2 separate regions of the Homo sapiens genome follow, and region 1 is linked to region 2. A link is a contact called in ENCODE Hi-C or POLR2A ChIA-PET data. All regions are on one chromosome and are shown on one strand. The core of a region is the stretch at or near the end of the contact, and the rest is flanking DNA. Distances in the headings are between cores, read along the strand shown.

Region 1 (3,086 bases), core at 14-2,513, 170 kb after region 2:
GGATGTGTATATCTATCTTACAAGAAAACGTTTCACAGTAAAAATTAACATTATGATTTTACCAAATTTCAACATTATAGTTTGTTAATCCAATCAAGCTTTCAAAATTCCTGATTAGCTTACAATTAATTGCAAATAACTTCATGTAGTTTGGCTAGCATTTCAAAATGGATAGGGAATATAACTTTTAAAATGCGAAAGTATATTATACATATTGCACTTTTCTGCTAGGCTGGGCTAGTATCTTCCATGGCAAGATACTCAAACTATTGAATAAAATACACATTTAAATCAAGCACTTACATGTACTTCATTAATTTCCCTGAAATTATCAACAGCATTACCAAAATCTTCCAGGATTTTGTAACATTTGATTCCTTACAGTTTTGTTTTGTTTGTTTGTTTTTGAGACGGAGTGTCACTCTGTCACCCGGGCTGGAGTGCAGTGGCGCAATCTTGGCTCACTGAAACCTCTGCCTCCCAGGTTCAAGCAATTTTCCTGCCTCCACCTCCCGAGTAGCTGGGATTACAGGCGCACGCTGCCACGCCCGGCTAATTTTTTGTATTTTAGTAGAGACGGGGTTTCACCGTGTTACCCAGGCTGGTCTGGAACTCCTGAGCTCAGGCAATCCGCCTGCCTCGGCCTCTCAAAGTGCTGAGATTACAGGTGTGAGCCACTGCGCCCGGCACCTTAAATACACTTTTAAAGTTAAACTTATGGAGGGAAAACCCTCATCTATTGACATAGATTGTATGTCCTTTTTTGGTCCCTCCATGAAGGAGCACCGTTTTCTCCATCATTTCTTCTTCCCTTCACCCGTCAGAGTGACCGAGGCTGGGGACCCCAGAAGCCCCAGAGCAGGCCCGAATCTGGGACTTCCACGGTCCTGGGGGAGGGGTGCGGGGACACTCACGTGTGGCGCGGATGTCCGGGGTGTGAAGGCAGCGGGCGCAGCTCGGCGGCGCCGGAGGAGCCCTCTGCGCCCAGGAACAAGACAGGGAAGATGAAGCCGGGGCTGAGGCGCAGGCGCGGGCGCGGCCTGGGGTGTGGCCTGGGGTGTGGCCTGGGGCGTGGCCTGGGGCGTGGCCTGGCCCGACCACCCGCCCGCTCCGCCCAGGACCCCCTCCCAGGCCTCAGCTCCGGGCGACGTGGAGTGGGGCGGTCCTGGCGGGCCGAGATGCCGTCCTGCGCTGCGAGGGACCCATCCCCGACGTCACCTTCGAGCTGCTGCGCGAGGGCGAGACGAAGGCCGTGAAGACGGTCCGCACCCCCGGGGCCGCGGCGAACCTCGAGCTGATCTTCGTGGGGCCCCAGCACGCCGGCAACTACAGGTGCCGCTACCGCTCCTGGGTGCCCCACACCTTCGAATCGGAGCTCAGCGACCCTGTGGAGCTCCTGGTGGCAGGTGACGTTTCCCTGGGTCCCGGGTGCTGGTTCCGTCTGCTGATGTTTGCCTGGGCTGTGCCCACCTCCAGGAGGGCCTCTCCCGGCTCCTCCCTTGGGCACCCCTGGTTAGCGCTGGGTCTCCCCAGGGCTCGTGGGGGAATTGCGGGCGAGGAACCGCCCAGCAAAGGCCCTGCAGCTGGAGGCGCAGATGGGGGTCTCGGCTGGCAGCCGACCACGCGCTTCCTTCCGGGGGGGCGTCAGGGAGGTCGGCCTTGATTTCCGCGAGGAGGAGGGCATAGGATTTCCCCTCCTCCACCATTTCTCTTTTCTCCCGTTGTCTAGAAAGCTGATGCAGCCGCGGGCCCAGGGTGCTGTTGGTGTCCTCAGAAGTGCCGGGGATTCTGGACTGGCTCCCTCCCCTCCTGTTGCAGCACAAGGCCGGGGTCTCTGGGGGGCTGGAGAAGCCTCCCTCATTCCTCCCAGGAATTAATAAATGTGAAGAGAGGCTCTGTTTAAAATGTCTTTGGACTCCCAGGGCTGAGTGGGCTGGGATCTCGTGTCCTCAAAGTGGATGGGTTCTGGGGTGGCTCCTGAGGTAGAGGAGTGGAGAACTGGCTCTTAAGAGCACAGTTTTCTTTTCTTTTTTCTTTTTTGAGACAGGGTCTCACACTGTCACCCAGGCTGGAGTGCAGTGTTGCAGTCCGGCTCACTGCAGTTTTGACCTCCCAGGCTCAAGCGATCCTCCTGCCTCAGCCTCCCAAGTAGCTGGGAGCCTGGGCATGCATCGCCACGTCTGGCTAATTATTATTTTTTGTAGACAGGGTCTCACTGTGTTGCCCAAGCTTGTCTTGAACTCCTGGCCTTAAGTGATCCTCCCACCTCAGCCTCCTGAGTAGCTGGGACTACAGGCATGAGCCACCATGCCTGGCCAACTCACATTTTTCTTTCTATTATTTATTTTTTGTAGAGATGAGTCTCACTATGTTGCCCAGGCTGGTCTTGAACTCTTGGGCTCAAGTGATCCTCCCGCCTCAGCCTCCCAAAGTGTTGGGATTACAGGTGTGAGCCACAGCACCTGGCCAACCAACACTTCTCAGGGCCTCTTTCATCTGTGCTCTTCCAGGATGCTGCCTCTTACTCCCTGGGCACCTCGGCCTGGTCCCAGCAGGTATGGGCAGTTGCTTGAGGCTCCAGACATACTCACCTCTACCTCGACCACATCAACCCCATCACCAAGAGGAGGTTCAGGGAAGCTGCATTTTGTGGTCTTGTCCTCCCAGTCCAGGGTGGTAGTGCTGGGCTGTTCCCAGCCTCCCACAGCAGAGCTGGACGCTGTGGAAATGGCTGGATTCCTCTGTGTTCTTTCCCATTATCCCTCAGCTCTGAGTCCTCTTGTGCCATCTGACATCTGATGCCTTCCCAACCACTGCCGAGTTTCTGCCTGGAGCAGGGCCTCAAGGCCCTGGCACACAGAAGATGCGTATCAGTATTATCAACCAATAGTTGATGAATTGTGTTTTTCAACGAATTTGCTAGTGATCTGGTTTACTGCCTTAGTAATATCTAGTTCCTAATATGCCTATGCCTTTTAATGTCTGCACAGTCTATGATGATGTCACTTCTCTCAAGCCTGATGTGTCCTCTCTCTCTTTCTTGCTAGTGGTTTATCAATTTTTAAAACCTTTTCTTGTTTATTTGT
Region 2 (2,867 bases), core at 335-2,834:
CTTTCTTTCTTTTTTTTTTTTTTTTTTGAGACTGAGTGTCGCTCTTTCGCCCAGGCCCGACTGCAGTGGCGCTATCTTGGCTCACTGCAAGCTCCGCCTCCCGGGTTCACGCCATTCTCCTGCCTCAGCCTCCTGAGTAGCTGGGACTACAGGCGCCTGCCACCGCGCTCGGCTAATTTTTTTTTGTATTTTTAGTAGAGACGGGGTTTCACCGTGTTAGCCAGGATGGTCTCGATCTCCTGACCTCATGATCCGCCCGCCTCGGCCTCCCACAGTGCTGGGATTACAGGCGTGAGCCACCGCGCCCGGCCTTTTTTTTTTTTTTTTTTTTTTTTTTTTTTTGAGACGGAGTCTCGTTCTGTCGCCCAGGCTGGAGTGCAGTGGCGCGATCTCAGCTCACTTCAAGCTCCGCCTCCCGGGTTCATGCCAGTCTCCTGCCTCAGTCTCCCGAGTAGCTGGGACTACAGGCGCCTGCCACCACGCCCAGCTAATTTTCTGTATTTTTAGTAGAGATGGGGTTTCACTGTGTTAGTCAGGATGGTCTCGATCTCCTGACGTGATCCACCCGCCTTGGCCTCCCAAAGTGCTGGGATTACAGGCATGAGCCACTGCGCCGGGCCATGAGGTCTGTTTTCTTGCTGGCTGTTGTTGCAGCTCTTCTCAGATTCTCAGCATGACACCTGTCCTGTTGCATTTCCTCTCATGGACCTCTCTACCTTCAAAGCCTCTGGAACCCTTCTCCTACTTCAAGTTTCTCCACCTTCCTCTTCTGCCTTTAAGGACCCTTATGATACCTTGGACCTACCAAAATAATCCAGAATCATATCCTATTTTAAGATCAGCTAATGAGTAACCTTAATTATTTCCGCAAAAACCCTTTCACCATGTAGTGTAACTATTCATAGGTGAGATAATCATATTTACAGGTTCTGGGGATTTGGGCACGGAAATCTCGGAGGGGGCCATTTTCGGAATTCTGTCCCCCATACCAGATTGACTTGCAATGTCCCAGAATCTCACAGGGTCTAGCTCAGGGGAGGCCCAGAGCAGGGTGAGGCAGTTGTCTATTCCTGTCTGCGTTGTAGTAGAAGGTGCCAAGGCCGAGATGGGGTCCTTTCCCCAGTCCCACCCACAGCGGGCGGGCCTGGAGCGTCTGCAGTAGTGGTAGCTTGCTTGCACCTCCTGGCGGCCAGGGACCGAGACCTACTTCAGCTCTCACCCGTGTCACAGGAATAAGGCCACTTCCCCGGTTCGCAGTGGGGTTTAAACTGGCCAGAACACGTTGGGCACTTGGGCCGGGAACTGCCTTCCCATTCTGCATCACAGGGAGCTTGCGGATTGATCGCGCAGGCCCGCCACACCCCTGATCTCCTGGGCGACGCCGGAAGAGTGCTCTGGTCCAGACATTCCTCGCGACGCGGCAGCCCTAGCCTCTTCGACTTTGGTTCCGACTAAGAGGAGAGCCGGAGTGCAGACTGGCGGGAGCTGATCGCCATAAAAATACCGGAAACGTGCTTCGGCCTAGGGTTTCCCCTGCGCCGCCGCGACCGCAGGCCTCCGTTCCGCCGGGGTAACGGCCCGGAAGTGCGGCCTTGTAGTCGGTCAGGAGGAAGCGGCCACGGCAGAGCCTGGTGCCTGAAGAGGAGTCGGAGGTGGGGTCGAATGGGCATCCCCCTGCCGCAGGGCGGGCGAGGAGGCTGGGGCGTGCCAGGGGAGGGGCACCTGCGCTCCGCTAGAAGCGCACGCTGAGAACGCGAGGGGGCGCTGCAGGACCGGGGTACGGCGGGGGCCAGAGTGCGGGGTGGCAGCGGCGGGTCAGAGGGGTGCTTTGGGCGTAGGGTGGGGCGCGGGCAATGGAGCAGAGTATGGGAGAACGCGCTCGGAGTAAAGCACACGGCGCGGCGAAGGCGTGGCGGGAGTGTGCGGCGCCGGACCCGGGAAGCTGGCCTGGGCGCCGGGTCTCGAGTGCAGGCCTTTGTTCTGAAGTGTCCAGGCCGGCCTTGCGGCGTCGGGACTGAGGAATGGAGCCCGTCGCGGGGCGGGGCGGGAAAGGAAGGTTCAAGTCTCTCGGGTTGATGCGCAAGTTTCCGTCCCCATCGGCCGGACAGATTAGAATCCTTTCAGGTGCTAGGTGAATACAGATGGGGCGGTGCTGCTTGCTGAGTTAGCCTTTGCGCGGGCACAGGCCTGGCTTTTTTGAGGCATTGCACAGAAGGCTCAGAACAGGGCCAGGGAGCGGGGTGGTGTATCCGGATCCGTAGTCTGGAAAAGCTCCCTCTGGCTGCCGTGTGGGGAACAGAAGGGGAGGCGAGGGGCGCAGAGACACCAGCCAGGTTTCTTCATCCGTCCAGGACAGCGGGAACGGGGCAGTGGAGGTGCTCGAAGTGGTCTGAGGGTCAAATGTGGGGCATGCAAAAAAGGGAGGCGTCTGGCTGAGCAAAGGGACGGCGGATTGGGCATAAGGAGTCGGAGGGGTTGAATCTTGAGACCCCAGTAGAGCCCGAGGGTGTAGGGGCAGCATCAAGCCGAGCCCACCCTGGGGCTTTGTGACTCCAAGGGAGAGACAGGCTGGTGGAGCCTATACGGATGTCAGAGTCCAGAGCTCCTACCCTCCTCCCTTAGACTGGAGGTGTGTGCAGTCTGGGTGCGGGATGAGCCGAGTATCTCATCCCTTGTTTGATAGAAGGGGAAACAGGCCGAAGGATCACGGTTTACCTGCTTGATGGATGGAGTAGCAGAACTCCTCAGATTCCAGAGTCCTCTGAGGACTACCCCCTCCCCTTTCTGGTGCCTGATGTTGGGCCGTGTCCCCGATTACTCCATGGGCAGCTATCCAGTCACACACCCCTGCTCAATCCACACTTCCC

Evidence for each region. A loop is a pair of places that touch in the nucleus more often than their neighbours do. ChIA-PET counts read pairs that join two places held with the same protein, here RNA polymerase II (POLR2A). Pooled maps may share reads with other maps.
Region 1: a map of chondrocyte shows a loop between it and region 2 (5-fold over the local background). The contact joins the enhancer-like site here to the promoter of ZBTB45 in region 2. A Hi-C loop is called at or near these places in 1 of 168 maps with a recorded cell type or tissue (chondrocyte), 3 of 37 single-sample maps with no recorded cell type and 7 of 50 pooled maps. POLR2A ChIA-PET finds 5 or more read pairs at or near these places in 11 of 52 experiments (CD4-positive, alpha-beta memory T cell, GM12878, HEK293T and 8 more).

Annotation. Positions count from the first base shown.
Region 1 is chr19:58,345,673-58,348,758 of GRCh38, reverse strand. A1BG (alpha-1-B glycoprotein) reads left to right here. Exons shown (of 8, transcript NM_130786.4): 7 at 1,119-1,406; 8 at 1,730-3,086. The coding sequence ends at 1,737. Among named protein-coding and RNA genes, the nearest start is that of A1BG-AS1, 4.8 kb to the left of the region's middle. RefSeq lists enhancers at 668-747, 964-1,464, 1,518-1,797, 1,465-1,965 and a silencer at 938-1,267. Within about 2 kb of position 1,263, at least 27 of the 41 ENCODE cell types and tissues checked have a DNase peak (open chromatin) inside an H3K27ac peak, as active enhancers do; they include GM12878, where a contact is called at or near this core.
Region 2 is chr19:58,518,527-58,521,393 of GRCh38, reverse strand. It overlaps ZBTB45 (zinc finger and BTB domain containing 45), which reads left to right and starts at 1,584. Exons shown (of 3, transcript NM_001316979.2): 1 at 1,584-1,652. RefSeq lists enhancers at 1,300-1,619, 2,677-2,867 and a silencer at 1,710-1,809.